Linked DNA regions of Homo sapiens: region 2 is linked to region 1. Evidence: read pairs that join two places in POLR2A ChIA-PET (ENCODE). Cell type or tissue: GM12878. All regions are shown on one strand. Links, peaks and the distances in the headings refer to the core of each region. The heading gives the core; the rest is flanking DNA.

Region 1 (7,046 bases), core at 2,047-7,046:
TGAGTGGTGCACTGACAGTGCTTATGAAGGACGCAATCAAGCCCAATCTCATGCAGACACTGGAGGTGAGCAGAGTGACTCCTGCCTTCTTGAATTGGTTTTGGACAGTCAGAGCAGAGTGGTTATAAAGCACACTTGCAAGGCGCGGTGGCTCACACCTGTAATCCCAGCACTTTGGGAGGCCAAGGTGGGCAGATCACAAGGTCAGGAGATCGAGACCATCCTGGCTAACATGGTGAAACCCCGTCTCTACTAAAAATACAAAAAATTAGCCGGGCATGGTGGCGGGCGCCTGTAGTCCCAGCTGCTCGGAAGGTTGAGGCAGAATGGCGTGAACCTGGGAGGCAGAGCTTGCAGTGAGCCGAGATCACGCCACTGCACTCCAGACTGGGCGACAGAGCGAGACTCCGTGTCAAAAAAAAAAAAAAAAAATTAAGCACACTTAACCTGGGTAGTCAAGACCTTCTCCACTTGCTCATCTCTTTCTTCTCATTCTTCCTCACACCTGTGACTGGGACGTTACTGAAATAAAAGAGATGACTTTATATTTTCCCTCTGGGAAGTATTCTTCCTTCCGATTCCAAATCAATTCCATACCGTTGAATGTGTGATCCCACTTTGAAGCAGGATTGGCAGCTCAGCTCACGGTGTCCTGGTTTCCACAGGGCACTCCAGTGTTTGTCCATGCTGGCCCGTTTGCCAACATCGCACATGGCAATTCCTCCATCATTGCAGACCGGATCGCACTCAAGCTTGTTGGCCCAGAAGGGTTTGTAGGTTAGTGTTTTTTGCAAAACCAGTGAATAGACTGTATGTTTCTTTTAACATCAGGGGAATTGGGATGGCATTTTTACTGTTGCTTTCCTCTTTACAGTGACGGAAGCAGGATTTGGAGCAGACATTGGAATGGAAAAGTTTTTTAACATCAAATGCCGGTATTCCGGCCTCTGCCCCCACGTGGTGGTGCTTGTTGCCACTGTCAGGGCTCTCAAGATGCACGGGGGCGGCCCCACGGTGAGTGGTGGGTTGAAGTATCTGATTATCGGCAGTGTGCTGACGGCCAAAAGGAAGTTGGATGACTTCTGCCTGTTTCTTCATTGAGTTGCTCTTATCCTCGTGATTAACAGGCAGCAAAAGCAAGGGACGGGCAGACAGCCCTTGTGTTGGCTGCCTTATCACTCACAGGCACCGTCAGCGCTCAGCATTTTAAGAGGGCCAAAATCGGCTGCCTGGCCTACCTTTCGGAGGACATCTGACAATATCTAAACCCCTCCAAGGACGTGTACTCGGCTAGCCCCACAAAAAACTGTTTTACGTTCAGACTGTTCTTTTTAAATCTGCATCCCTCTGTATAGTGACACTGGCAACCAGCCAACCAAACCAGTTAGCTGAGACAGAGGTCAGCCCCTTCTTGAGTATACTGTTCATGCTGGACAGGGCCTCCACACCCTAGGGAGGGAGTGGGGGAGAGGAGAATGGCAGATCTGCCCAGGGCTGCCCTGGGTAACAGAGAAACAGGTGGAGACTGGCTCATCCTCACCTCCAGCCTGAATTTTGTATTTCTCTGAATTCCTACTGCTTAGAAATTCCTACTACTTTTTATCCTAGTATTTTAACACCTTTTCTTTAGGGCCTACATGAAAAGACATGGTGCTAGGTTTTCTGAAATCATTTGAAAAACTATTAAATTCCTGTCCACCAGGAGCTTGTATTATAACTTAGGAAATAAGGACTCCCTGGCCTACAGGATAAAAATCAAATTTGTTTTGGTCAGGGTTTGTCCTAATGTAGCAGTTCTCTGTTTTGGCCTCAGAACCTCTTTACACTCTTGACAGTTATTGAGAGCCTAAAAGAGTTTTTGTTCATATGGGTTATAGCTATTGATATTTACCATATTAGAAATTAAAACTGAGTTACATGTAAACATAAAGAACTTTGTAAACATGAAAATGCATTATCTTTTCCCAGCAAAATTTAGGCATTGTACATTTTTCAGATCTTCTCTGGGTCTGGCTTAATTGAAGACAGCACTTGATCTGTTGTGACATCACATGTCTCATAACCTTTGGAAAAGTCCATTATATGCTCAATGAGAGAATGATAATGAGAGTAAAAGGGCCATAAGATGTTACAGAATCTTATGGAAATAGTTTTGACTTCATGGACCCCTTCAAAGGATTGGGTCCCCGGAGCACACTGGGAATGCTGCCATAACAACCCCAGCACCCCTATCCAGTCTTAGTTATCCCTGAGTGCCAAAGGCACTCCCAACCCAGCACACTCCTTTCTGCTAGTAGCACAGGATAGACTCCCTTTTTTTTCCCAGTCACAACTAACATTCCTCTCTCTTACACCCCTCACTCACCCTCACACCATCACACCTCCTTTCCTTGCTTCCTCCTGACCTCACAGTCAGGATAATGTCCCATAATGCTGTGCATGGAGGGGAACATTTGCACATATGGCTCTGTCAAGAGAGTAGGCCTCCTGCTCTCATTAGCTTGCTGACGGGAAGCTACCTGTAAGGTCCTTGCTTCTTGCTCTGCCTCCACACAGCCCCTTCTGGAGTTGGAGCACATAGTCTCACTGCAATGGAAGAGGGCAGAGCTTCTTAATCACTATCCACTGCCCATGGTGGGGCCCATGAAATGGACACCTTCACCCATTTGCTCATTTCTGTGGATGCAGCAGGGCTGAGCCACGGCATAGATCAAGACTGGGGGCTGGGGGGCGGGGCGGGGAGGCACCAGACACCTCCATCCTTTAGATATACTCTACAAAAGAGAAAGAAAATCCTTCTGTATTGTTTTCCCTCTTGTTTGTATTGACCCTGCACCACGGTTCAGCTCCACCAATGCTAGGTTGGCACTGTGGACCAGTTCATGAAACCATGGCAGGGCTCATCACGGGCTCTATCGACAGACATCCCAGGGTGACTTCCGCAGGCCCGACCGCTTCCTCTTTCCCCACACTCCCCTTGACTTCCAACCCCACTGCTATGGCCTTCACTCGAGTCACTGCACCTGCTTGGTACACCCCTTTCCACCTCTCCTGCCATCGATCCGGTCCTTCTCACCTCCTTAATTCAGGTCATAGAGGTCTTCCACGCTGCCCAAAGCAGTCGATTTTGTTCTGTGCTGTGTGATTGGTCACATACCCTAAGTCCTTAGGGCAGGAAATAATCTTATACTACTGTACAGCCTGCAAGCATTGCAGCGTCTTGCCTTTAACACATGAAAAGCACCATTTTAAGCTAGGAGATTTAAATAGGAAATGCCTCTGACTCTGTTTCTTTTCCTTCCAGGTCACTGCTGGACTGCCTCTTCCCAAGGCTTACATACAGGAGGTAACCTGAGTTATTTCTCATCACGTGTCCTAGAAAGCACCACACCTTGAATCAGCATTTCTCCACCTGGCCCATGTGGAAATGAATGGGTTATTGCTGTGACCCAGGGTGCAGGGTGCCAAAAGGCCTGCAGTGTGCTGAGGAGTTATATTAAATGAGTAGATAGGGAAGATGTACCTCACAAAATAGAATTGTCCCACATAGGGTGTCAATAAGCCACTGCCCTAGACCAGTGGTTGATTCTCAACAGCTGATTTTGACCCCGGGGACATTTGGCAATGTCTAGAGACTTTTTTTATTATTACAACTGGAGGTGGGGAGTGCTACTGGAATCTAGTGGGTAGAAACTGGGGATGCTGGCTAAACATCCTTTAATGCACAGGACAGCCCCTACAACATTATCCAGCTCAAATGTCGGAGTGTGAGGCTGAGAAACCCTGTCCTAGACTAATAGCAGTTCCCTTCCATTGTCTTCCCTGCATTGGCTGGGTAAGTTCCAAATGCCATTCAGATCAGAAGCAAGTAGAGACCTTTTTTGAAATGGCTTCTCCTCTGCCGATTTAAATCCATATTAACGGGCCAAGATATATGGTCAGGATTCTGGTTGTTTTTCTAGACAAAGCTTCCTGGATATTTATAGCATCAAACAGGAGGCTAGAGAACAACTGTGAGCTCAAATCTTTTCATATTTATGTCATTTACCATCAAAGAAACATCTCTAAAGCCAGTTTGGGGTGGTTACAGGAAAGACAGGCCATCAGATAAGGTGGCAAGGTCACCTGCTGTCACTGCTAATTCAATTTTTCTGCCTTTTTGGAAGGCTTTTAAATTATCAAGCAATACAGGGTCACTGTTCAGGCCCCAAATGAAGTATTTCAAAACTGGCTAGAAAAAATTGCTGGTACCTTCAGTCTGCCTGTCTTCTGAGTTATGGTTTGCCTTTTATGGTCATTTGTCTGATTCACGCGTAGGAGGGGAATTCACAGTTCTGGCCCTCCTGCCACCCCACAGCCTTTCCTGTGTCTAATTACAGTGACTGCCCCTAGCTGGCCCAGCTGGTGTCTTCATTTAAGAAATTCTACTTATTTAAAACTGTTCTTGATCAGCGTTACATATTAATTGGTTTTCATGTGACTAGAGGTAAAGAATTAGCAGTGTTCTTTAGAAGCTCAAATAAATCATAATCTCAGTTTTCAATTATTAAAGGAAAAAAGCATAAATCACATTTATAATGAACCTAGTTGTTTTCCACCTTTTATCCTACCTATTTCTGCTTTTTTGGGATCAACAAACATTAGTGCTGGGTTTTGCTCGATGATTCAGTATATGTATTTTTATAGAAGACTCTTTTATTTTTAAAATATTTAATGTATTGTTAAGCCTACAATAGTAATATACCCTTTGTAAAAAATAATAATTAAACATTATAAGAATGTAATATATGTGAGTTGAGTCCCCTTAACAGTTCGGTGCATATTTCTCGACATTTAAAAATTTTTCATGAATTATATACATGTATTTTTGTGTTTGTCCTAAAATGGAATAATTAAGCTCTCCATGGTTTTGCACCTTTAGTACATCTTGGACAGGTTCCATGTTAACACAGATGGGTCTCACTTTCATAACATCTGCATGATAAATATTTATTGAGTGTATATGTCATAATTCATTGGCCCAGTCCCCCTTGGAGGAGGTTTATGTTTATAATTTTCCAATGCTACAAGCAGGGCTGCAGTAAACATACTTAAAGATACATTTCCTTAATTGCTTCCCTTTAGTTTGTAGTACTTGGTTTTTGGTGGGTTTTTTTGTTTTGTTTTGTTTTGAGATGGAGTCTGGCTCTATTACCCAGGCTGGAGTGCAGTGGTGTGATCTCGGCTCACTGCAAGCTCCGCCTCCTGGGTTCACACCATTCTCCTGCCTCAGCCTCCCAAGAAGCTGCGACTACAAGCACCCACCATCATGTCCGGCTAATTTTTTTGTATTTTTAGTTGAGACGGGGTTTCACCGTGTTAGCCAGGATGGTCTCGATCTCCTGACCTCGTGTTCCACCCGCCTCGGCCTCCCAAAGTGCTGGGATTACAGGCATGAGCCACCACGCCCAGCCGGTTTTTGGGGTTTTTTTTACAGACAGGGTCTCACTCTGTCACCTAGGCTGGACTGCAGAGGCGTGATCATAGCTGCAGCCTCTAACTCTTGGGCTTAAGCAGTCTCCCCGCTTCAACCTCCCAACTAGCTGGAAGAACAGGAACACGCCACCACACCAGGCTAATTTTTTAATTTTTTGTAGAGACGGGGTCTCCCTATGTTGCCCAGGCAGGCTGCTGTCGAACTCCTAGGTGCAAGTGATCCTCCGATCTCAGCCTCGCAAAGTACTGGGATTACAGGTGTGAGCTACCACATCCAGCTCAGTTCTTTTTTTTTTTTTTTTTTTTTTTTTGAGACAGAGTCTTGCTCTGTCACCAGGCTGGAGTGCAGTGGTGCAATTTCAACTCACTGCAACCTCCGCCTCTGGGGTTCAAGTGATTCTCCTCCCTCAGCCTCCCAAGCAGCTGGGACTACAGGTTCCTGCCACCACACCTAGTTAATTTTTATATTTTTAATAGATACGGGGTTTCACCATGTTGGCCAGTATAGTCTTAATCTCTTGACCTTGTGATCCACCTGCCTCGGCCCCCCAAAGTGCTGGGATGACAGGCATAAGCCACCAGGTCCGGCCCTTTTTTTTTTTTTTTTTTTAATTAACTTCTCAGTTGTAGAGATGGGGTCTTGTTATGTTTCCTAGGCTTGTCTCAAACTCCTGGGCTCAAGTGGATTCTCCTGCCTCAGCCTCCCAAAGTCCTGGGATTACAAGTGTGAGCCACTGGGCCCAGCCACTGGCCTGATTCCTAAAGATAGTATTTATCTTATTTCTTGCCCTCGTTCACGGTCGAGTTCATTAAAACCTTTGAAAACATCACTGCTTACTTCATATTTCCTGGCAGTATTTACGGCAGCCATATAACGAATACCTCTTCTGTGCCAGCCACTATGTTGTTAGGCTCTGTCTTCTGATGGAAGGGTCTGTGCTGTGCAGAGTAGAGTTAATTTGTATTATCATAACCCTATGAATACATAAAATCTATAAACACAATTGGTAAATATAATTTGGGTAAGGGTAACTAATTCCTTTCAAACAGCAAATAAGCTATAATGATGTGGCATAATGACAGGAAACATACCAGCTCTTTTTTTCTTGAAGGCTGGGAAACAAGCAGAGCTCTACTCTAGTGTCATAGGCTGGAGTGAAAGCTGCAGTTCTCCATAGCATCCACTCACCGCACTGGAAAAAATGCACCAAGGGACCTTCTCTCTTCTTTCTTGGCCTCCTTGTCCTGATAGTGAGTGGCTGCTGGCTCAAGGAGGTTGTTTGCCTTTGAAGAAGAACCTGCAGTGGTTTTCAACTCTCTGATCTCATAGGCCTTTCACTGTTGTTTTTACAGAACCTGGAGCTGGTTGAAAAAGGCTTCAGTAACTTGAAGAAACAAATTGAAAATGCCAGAATGTTTGGAATTCCAGTAGTAGTGGCCGTGAATGCATTCAAGTAAGTGTAGAGTGTAAGCGAAAAGGATGAATGTGGAAAATCTCCTGGAGCTGATTGTACAGCACTGCTTTTAGCTTTATTTTGTTTTTCAGTTACTGCTATTGGTTATAGCCTGTG
Region 2 (9,092 bases), core at 2,260-7,259, 210 kb after region 1:
CGACAAGAGTGAAACTTTGTATCAAAAAAAAAAAAGGGTAGGGTGGTGGGGGAATTTGCACACAGACATGTCCACAGGAGAACACCACGTGCAGATGGGAGTGATGTTGCCACACACCAAGGAACTAGAGCCAAGGAAGAGAGGCTTGGAACAGATCCCTCCCGAGCACCTTCCGAGTGAGTGAGCATGGCCCCGCTGGGACCTTGAGTGTGGACTTCCTGTCTCTAGAACTGTGAGACAGTAAATGTCTGTTGTAAGCCACCCAGTTTGTGGTACTTTGTTATTGCAGCCCTGGGCAGCTTGTGCAGCAACTCTCTCCCCTTATGTTGCTTTTGAGGCGATGACAGCGTTGTGTAGTTGAAACTCCTGCTCCTCCCACGGCACCGGATCTTCGAAGAACCACCTGGCCATCCACAAAGGATGGCTGACATCACCTCAGCCCCCTGGGGAGGATAGCAAGGCAGGTTCACAGAGAAAACCCCGTCAGGCATCCTAAAGGGACACTGGTGAAATGTCACAGCCCCTGTGTCATCGGGGGTGGTGGCAGCACAGGACTGATAGTTTGCGGTCAGCAGAGAAGATGTCCCTGGTCAGGAAAGAGCAATTCTCTGCTCACCTCAAAGGGACAAGGGATGAGGTGGGAAGGGGGAGGCTGCCACACCTGCGTTACGTGAACTGATAACACCTGGGCTCCAGAGCGCCCCGACCTAAAATGACCACAGCTGATTGAGAAAGCTGAGGACTGGGCTGGAGATTATGCATCTGCGCATGCTTTTTTAGTTCATTCTGTGGGAGCAACTTTTGGAGAATTGGAACAGATCGGGGGCGAATCAGGGGAAGGCAACTCTGAGGGGAACGTTCAGGGGAATTTAGAAGAAGGATGATAATGTAGGTGCAGAAGTCATTGCAGCCCGCCCCTTGAACTCGTCTCAGGAAGGTGTGCACTGGACGAGTCAAACAAGGTGCTGCACTTGAGCCTGAGTCTGGGTGCAGCAAGCTCCGCAGAGGCAGCGACTGTATCCTTGAATGGCTGGGATTGCTGGGGCCACTGCTGCCTAAGCAGGTCTGGAAATGGGGGTACAGCAAAAAGCTGTTTTATTGGGGTGTGTGTGTGTTTTGAGACAGGATCTTGCTCTGTTGCCCAGGCTGGAGTGCAGTGCCATGATCATAGCTCACTGCAGCCTTGAACTCCTGGGCTCAGGTGATCCTCCTGCCTCAGCCTCCCAAGTAGCTGGGACTACAGTTGCACCACCACACCCAGCTAATTTTTTTATTTTTATTTTTATTTTTGTAGAGATAGGGGTCTCATTATGTTGCCCAGTCTGGTCTCCAACTCCTGGCCTCTGGTCTCCAACTCCTGGCCTCAAGCAATCCTCCCACCTTGGCCTCCGAAGTGTTGGAATTACAGGCATGAGCCACTGCTCCTAGCCTGAAAGCTGTTGTTTTTATCCACCAGCTTCTCCCCCTCCCTTGCTACCTACCCACATTTGAGGGTTAGTGCAGGCCTCCTTCCCTTGGGGAAGGTGATCCTGATGAGGCTGCCAATCACAGTTCCCTTTCTTCCCCCTCACTTCAGCCCAAGAGGCAGGCATGAGACCCAAGCCTAGCCAATCAGAGCTCTTTATTGGGAGTTACGTCTTCTAAAGCAAGAAGTCCTCTCCCTCCTTAGGATGGCCAAACTGACATGATATGAGCCTAGAGCTGCCTGTAGCCATGTTGAGCCTAGCCCAGTCACAAATTCTGGGTCACTAAAGGTTAGTGAGAATCCTGATGACAACATATAAATATTTTTATTCTGTCCCTGCCCAACCTGTGGACACATGTCTGAGACCTAAGGAGAGAGATGGCTGTGAGTAAAAAGTGAGATCTCAGTAAAATCTCTACAGACCTCCAGGGCAAGGGCAGTGCATTGGAGAGGAGAGAAGCATCTTGCTACCACTTCAACATAGAGCAGCTCCAGCTTTGGTCCAGTGAGTTCTGCAGGGTGAATAGCTGGAAAGTGGGCCATGGCCCATGGGAGACTTTGGTGCTTGGCAGGGGCACGAGTTCCAGTGGCAACACCATCTCCTGGCAGGAGATGGTGGTATCTTGAAAACCATAGGAAGTACTGGGTGAGAGAGCAAAACAGCACTCAGGGAGAACAGTCTTGTACACACACACACACACACACACATACACGTGAGACTGGTCCCTCTTCTCATGATTCACAAACATACTTCTTATTTTTCTATGGGGGTGGGATGTGTGGGATGGTTGATTAACAGAAGATTGCAGGTATAGGTCTGGCTTCAGCAGATAAGGCAAGAGCCAGTGAAATCTGAGTTTTGGGGTTTTGTATGAGACAGGGTCTCACTCTGTCACCCAGGCTGGAGTGCAGTGGTACACTCACTGCTCACTGCAGTCTTGACCTCTTGGGCTCAAGTCAGTCATCCTCCTGCCTCAGCCTCCTGAGTAGCTGGGATTACAAGTGTGTGCCACCACACCCAGTTAATTTTTAATTTTTTTTGTAGATCTGGGGTTTTGCTCTGTTGCCCAGGCTGATCTTGAACTCCTGTGTTCAAGCAATCTTCCTGCCTCAGCCTCCCAAAGTGCTGAGATTAAGGGCATGAGACATCGTGCCCAGCCATGGAATCTGAGTGTTATTCTTGCTGTGTCCCCTATTGTTCCCATAGGCTGAGGTGGCCTGGGAAACTCAGGTTATATTTGGGTAACCTCAGTAAAGTTGGCCAACTAATGGCCAGTGTTTTGCTTATCTACTGCTGTGTAACAAATTACTCCAAAACATGGAGATTTAAGTAACAGTGAATATTTTTTATCTCTCACAGGTTGGGGATTTGGAAATGACTTAGCTGAGTGGTTCTGACTCAGGGGTCTCATGAAGCCATAGCACAATGTTGGTCAGGGCTGTAGGATCCACTTCTAAGTAGCCTCACTCACATCGCTGGCAAATTATGCTTGCTCAGGGAGTGGGGGTGGGAGCTCAGTTCTTCCCCAAGTGGACTTCTCCATGGGAAGGCTTGAGTATCCTCACAACATGGCAGCTGACTTACCAGAGAGCAAGTGATCCAACTGAGCAAGATGGAAGCCACAGTGAGGGTTATAGCATTGGAAGTTCAACTCTTTCTTTTCTGCAATATCCTATTATTACATAATTCATCCCAACTCAGTGTGGGAGGGGAAGACACAAGAGCATGAACATCAGGAGGCAAGGCTCACTGAGGGCTTTCTCAGAAGCCGGCTGCTACAGCATGGCATCATATTCAAAAGCAGCACCAGTTTGACATCCAAAAGCACTGAAAAGCCATTGAAGTCTCTACCGAAGAAGTATGGGAAGAAGGAAAGACATTGCAGAATGCCCAGTAGAAGTTCAAAAGTTCCTCTTCACTCTTCAATTTTCCCAGTTTTCTCATCACAGCAATTGCTTCCCCAAATCTCTTCTTTCAAACTAACTGAAATTTTCACATCTCTCCTGTTACCCCCTCGCCACCTCCGTTATATAGATCGAATCAACCTCTCCTGACTCTCCACCCTCCCACTTACCCTGAAGCCCCAAGAACCAGGTAGGCAATCACAGGCACTCCTGAGTGAGGCCTAGGAAGTGTAGGAAGAGGGAAGGCAGTGAAGAATGATATACTAACATTTTGTGTCAGTATCACATGTATATCCTAAGTGCCTAGTATGGTGCCTAGAATACAGCAGGTGCTCAATACATGTTGGTGAATTAATGGATAGAGACATTTAACAAATTCTAGATGAAAATGCTGGTATTCAGTGGTAATAATATAGCAACAAGTTTCCATATGAAACACAAAAATGCTATGCTACTATCTTCTTTTAAAATGTCCATGATAGGCTGGGCATGGTGGCTCACGCCTGTAATCCTAGGACTTTGGGAGGCCGAGGCAGGTGGATCATTTGAGGTCAGGAGTTCGAGACTAGCCTGGCCAACATGGTGAAACCCTGTCTTTACTAAAAATAAAATTAAAAAAAAATTAGCCAGGTATGGTGGCACATGCCTGTAGTCCTAGTTACTTGGGAGGCTGAGGCAGGAGAATCGCTTGAACCCGGGAGGCAGAGGTTGCAGTGAGCTGAGATTGCACCACTGCGCTCTAGCCTGGGTGACACAGCAAGACTCCCACCTCCAAAAAAATCAAGAAATAAAAGTCCATGATAAGAATATGTAATGTTGCCATACACACGTGCATGCACACACACACGCACATACACGTGTGTGTGTGCGTGTGTGTGTGTGTGTGTGTGTATAGAGAGAGAGAAAGAGAGAGAGAGAGAGAGAGGGTCTTACTCTGTTGCCCAGGCTGGAGTGCAGTGGTGCAATCATGGCTTATTGAAGCCTTGGCCTCCCAGGCTCAAGTGATCCTCCCACCTCAGCCCCCTGAGAAGCCAGGACTACAGGCGTGTGCCACCATGCTTGGCTAATTTGTAAATTTTTTGTAGGGACAGGGTCTTGCTTGTTGCCCAGGCTGGTCTCAAACACCTGGGTTCAACCAATCCTTCCACCTCGACCTCTCAAAGTGTTGGGATTACAGGCGTAAGTCACCGTGCCTGGACTGTATATTTTGTGTGTGTGTGTGTTCTCTGAACAAGCTTCTTGAAAGCAGGATCTGTGTTTTATTCACCCTTATATCCCCAAAGCCTGGCAATGCCTGACTTGGAGTAGGCAGGAATTTTGTCAGTAATGTACTGAGCATTCACAACATGTGTCAGACACTCTTCCAGGGCTGATACGCATAGTAACTCTTAATTCTCATAATCACCTAATGCGGTTGGTTATATTATCATTTCCATTTTTTAGATTACAAAATGGGGCATGAAGAGGTTGAGTAACTTGCTGGAGGTTATGAAGTAAGAGCTGAGATTTAGACCAGGGCTGTTTTGTTCTAGAGCCCACGACCATCCTCTACCACATCTGCAGTGTTTGTAGAACTGAATTAAAGATGAGTGAGTAGATCTGTCAAACTTGTGCCAGGGAAAGCCCATAAGCTTACACCAGACACAGCTAGAAAGACATTGAGGAAGTCCTGGAAACCACCAGTGTGTTTTTAGGTGACTCATGGAGGCAAGAGAGCAAGTTGCAATGTCTCCGAGGGTAGTTGGTTTAGGAAAGGATGAAATATGTCAGAAAAATCTATGTACATAAATAAAACCAAGCAGCTGTGTTCACATTAAGATCCAAACGGAAACCCAGCTGAAGTAGGAGCCGTTGGATCTGTCCCACCAACCTGTTGTGAGCATGAGCTAGGTAAATATTTGGCTGATACAAGGTCCATCACAGGTTAATAGCTCTGGTCATTACCAAGCCTGGTTATGCTGGAATTGCATGTAGTCTCAACTGGACACTCATGTTTAAGCACAATTTAAAAAATCACCAAGGGAAACCAGGAAGCAACACTTCTATTTGGGAAGTCAACTAATGGAAAGTTTTCTAAAATAAGTAACACAGCTTCAGCTTCAGCAATGGGATTTGTGACATCCCTCCCGTGTCACAGTTAATGTCTACCTTGTTTAATACCACATAATAGTACTTTTAGCCTTCAGAACCTTGAAACTGCATAACTACTGGAACAGTTTAAAAAGAATGAGAACATAATGATTTCATACAGCCCATACGTTTCCCAAATAAGTAAAGGGAAGCTGACTTACGGCAATGAGAGGCGGTGTGGTAACCCGGAGAAACTAGGCTGTCGGTGGGACACATGGGTGTGAATCAGCTCTGCTACTTACATGCTCTGTGTGTCTCCGCAGGACACTTAACCTCTTTGAGCCTTACTTTCGTCATCTGGAAATCAAGAGGGTTGCCCTAGATAATTCTAAGGACCGGCCCAGCTGAAGGTTTGTGAGTGCATGAGAAGCCTGCGGTGGGTAAGGTTATGGTGTCAGCTTCCACGTGGTCTGCGTATACAGTGAAGCCCACGTGCCCTGCTCCATTTGGAGAGGCAGCTTGGCCAAGGTGTAGAATTGGAATCATCTGCATTGGAAGCTGCCTTTTGAAAGTGCTAGCAGTGTGCCCCAAGCGCTTGTTTTCTGATGGAGCTGATCTGCCCTGCCCAAGCACTAACTGGGAAGCTCTTACCCTTATTTTCCCTTTGCCCCAATTCCTTTAACTTTTTTTTTTTCTTTTTTTTGAGATAGAGTCTTGCTCTGTTGCCCAGGCTGGAGTGCAGTGGCATGATCTCGGCTCACTGCAAGCTCCGCCTCCCAGGTTCACACCATTCTCCTGCCTCAGCTTCCTGAGTAGCTGGGACTACAGGCGCCCGCCACCACGCCCGGCTAATTTTTTGTATTTTTAGTAGAGACGGGGTTTCACCGTGTTAGCCAGGATGGTCTTGATCTCCTGACGTCGTGATCTGCTCGCCTCGGCCTCCCAAAGTGATGGGATTACGGGCTTGAGCCACCGCGCCCGGCCCCTTTAACTCTTTATCTCTTTTTATGGTGTGTATTTTTCTAAGCACCTCAAAAAGATTTCATAAGATATGAAATAAAGTGAGAGTATAAAGCTATTCTTTTTTTTAATCCTCCAAAGTGAGTTGTTTTTGTAGGCTAATCATAGAACTATTGTATGACCTGGCAATCCCACTTCTTGGTATATACCCAAGAGAACTGAAAGCAGGGACCTGAACAGATATTTGTACACAATGTTCATAGCAGCATTATTCACAATAGCCAAAAGGCAGAAACCACCCAAATGTCCCTCAACAGATGAATAAACAAAATGTGCTATATTCATACAATGAAATAGTATTCAGCCATAAAAAAGAAATGCAATATTGATATATGCTAAAATATTGATAGACATTGAAAACATTATGCTTAGTGAAATAATCCAGACAAAGAAAAACAAATATTATATGATTCCCACTTATATCAGGTACCCAGAATAGGCCAATTCGTAAGGCAGAAAATAAGATAGAAGGCCGGGTGCTGTGGCTTACACCTGTAATCCCAACACTTTGGGAGGCCGAGGCAGGTGGATAACTTGAGGTCAGGAGTTCCAGACCAGCCTGGCCAATATGGTGAAACCCTATCTCTACAAAAAATACAAAAAATTAGCTGTGCATGGTGGCACGTGCCTGTAATCACAGCTACTTGGGAGGCTGAGGCAGGAGAATTGCTTGAACCCAGGAGGTGGAGGTTGTAGTGAGCTGAGATCGTGCCATTGCACTCCAGCATGGGCAACAAGAACAAAATCCCGTCTCAAAAAAAAAAAGAAAAGAAAAGAAAAAAGGAAAAGAAAAGAAAAGAAGATAGAAAGTGGGACGTGGTGGCTCATCCCTGTAATCCCAGCACCTTGGGAGACCGAGGCAGGCAGATGGCTTGAGCCCAGGAATTTGAGACCAGCCTGGGCAACATGGCGAAACCCTGTCTCTACAAAAATACAAAAAATTAGGCAGACGTAGTGGCGTCTGCTTGTAGAAAAAAAAATAGAATAGAGGTTACCATGGGCTGGAGGAAGGGCCAAAAGAGAAGTTATTATTTAATGGGTACAGAATTTTTGTTAAAAATAATGAAAAAGGTTTTGGTATACATAGTGGTGATGGTTATACAACATTGTGAATGTATTTAATGCCATTGAATTGTGAAGGTTAAAATGATAAATATTATGTATGTTACCACAATAAAACATTTAAGTAGGCTGTTTTTTGTGCTTCTGTCGAAAGCTTTTGTGTGTGTGTGTAAATTGGCTCTCTGTAATGTGAAAGAGAAAGGTGAGAAAATGAGCAAGGAAATAGTTGCTTAATAACGAAATCTGACTGGAAATCATGAAGGGCTGAATTGCACGTGTTTGCATCTGTGTGTCAGCAGTTGGGCGAGTTTGGGAAGACTCCAGGAGGCTTTGGATTTATGAAAGAGGCAGAGACAGCCAGAAAGGCAAGAGGGAACCAAATACCAAATGCAGGGAGTAACTTTTCCCCTAACAGATTTTCTATCTCCAGGCTCCTGAAATTAATCAGAAACTCAGTTTGCTCCTGAGAGGCTGTGGCTCTATGTTTTTGTGTGGTTTTTTTTTTTTTTGAGACAGAGTCTCACTCTGTCGCCCAGGCTGGAGTACAGTGGCGCCATCTTGGCTCCTCCGCTAGCGCCCCCCGCCCCCGCACCCCTCAACTCCCGCCCCCCGCACCCCCTTGCACCCCCCTCCCCGTTCAAGCATCTCTCCTGCCTCAGCCTCCTGAGTAGTTGCGACTACAGGTGCCCGCCCTACCACAACCGGCTAATTTTTCTATTTTTAGTAGAGATGGGAGTTCACCATGTTGGCCAGGCTGGTCTCGAACTCCTTACCTCAAGCGATCCGCCCACTTCAGCCTTCCAAAGTGCTGGGATTACAGGAGTGAGCCACCATGCCCGACCCTGTGACTCTATTTCAATCCATGTCTTACCTTTTTTCAAATCAGAAAAACGATTATTCTAATAATAAATGTTAATTTAAAAATATTCACACAGTACAAAAGAGTGAAAGTTCACCTGTAATCCTTCCCCCAGAGAAGTCCGGTGAATATTCTTCCGGGGCTTTCTGCTCTTATCGGTCAAGGTAGTTTCCGAATGGGCACATTTCTTCCAGAATTAGATGTCCTCCTCTCTCTTCTTACTGTTACTGAGAGGTGACAGCGTGCTGGCAGTCCTCACAGCCCTTGCTCACTCTCAGCGCCTCCTCTGCCTTGGCTCCCACTTTGGCGGCACTTGAGGAGCCCTTCAGCCCACCGCTGCACTGTGGGAGCCCCTTTCTGGGCTGGCCAAGGCCGGAGCCGGCTCCCTCAGCTTGTGGGGAGGTGTGGAGGGAGAGGCGCGGGCGGGAACCGGGGCTGCGCGCGGTGCTTGCGGGCCAGCGCGAGTTCCTGGTGGGCGTGGGCTCGGGCGGGCCCCGCACTTGGAGCCGCCGGCCCGGGGCAGTGAGGGGCTTAGCACCTGGGCCAGCAGCTGCTGTGCTCAATTTCTCGCCAGACCTTAGCTGCCTTCCCGCGGGGCGGCGCTCAGGACCTGCAGCCCGCCATGCCTGAGCCTTCCCCCGCTCCGTAGGCTCCTGTGCGACCTGAGACCCGAGACTCTCCGACGAGCGCCGCCCCCTGCTCCACCACGCC

Evidence for each region. ChIA-PET counts read pairs that join two places held together with the same protein. Peaks named below come from ENCODE experiments on the same cell type or tissue, not always from the same donor. Only the 100,000 strongest peaks of a DNase experiment are listed, where the experiment ranks them.
Region 2: POLR2A ChIA-PET joins it to region 1 with 9 read pairs; 2 of 35 experiments call an interaction of 5 or more read pairs at or near these places.

Annotation. Positions count from the first base shown.
Region 1 is chr14:64,441,389-64,448,434 of GRCh38, forward strand. MTHFD1 (methylenetetrahydrofolate dehydrogenase, cyclohydrolase and formyltetrahydrofolate synthetase 1) reads left to right here. Exons shown (of 28, transcript NM_005956.4): 19 at 1-65; 20 at 666-777; 21 at 875-1,014; 22 at 3,305-3,346; 23 at 6,829-6,929. Among named protein-coding and RNA genes, the nearest start is that of AKAP5, 21 kb to the right of the region's middle. RefSeq lists an enhancer at 4,200-4,249. In GM12878, for the core only: a CTCF peak has its summit at 4,366; a DNase peak (open chromatin) is centred at 4,303; H3K27ac peaks cover 2,499 bases.
Region 2 is chr14:64,649,387-64,658,478 of GRCh38, forward strand. No RefSeq gene overlaps it. Among named protein-coding and RNA genes, the nearest start is that of PLEKHG3, 50 kb to the right of the region's middle. In GM12878, for the core only: no CTCF peak of the experiment used is centred there; a DNase peak (open chromatin) is centred at 5,013.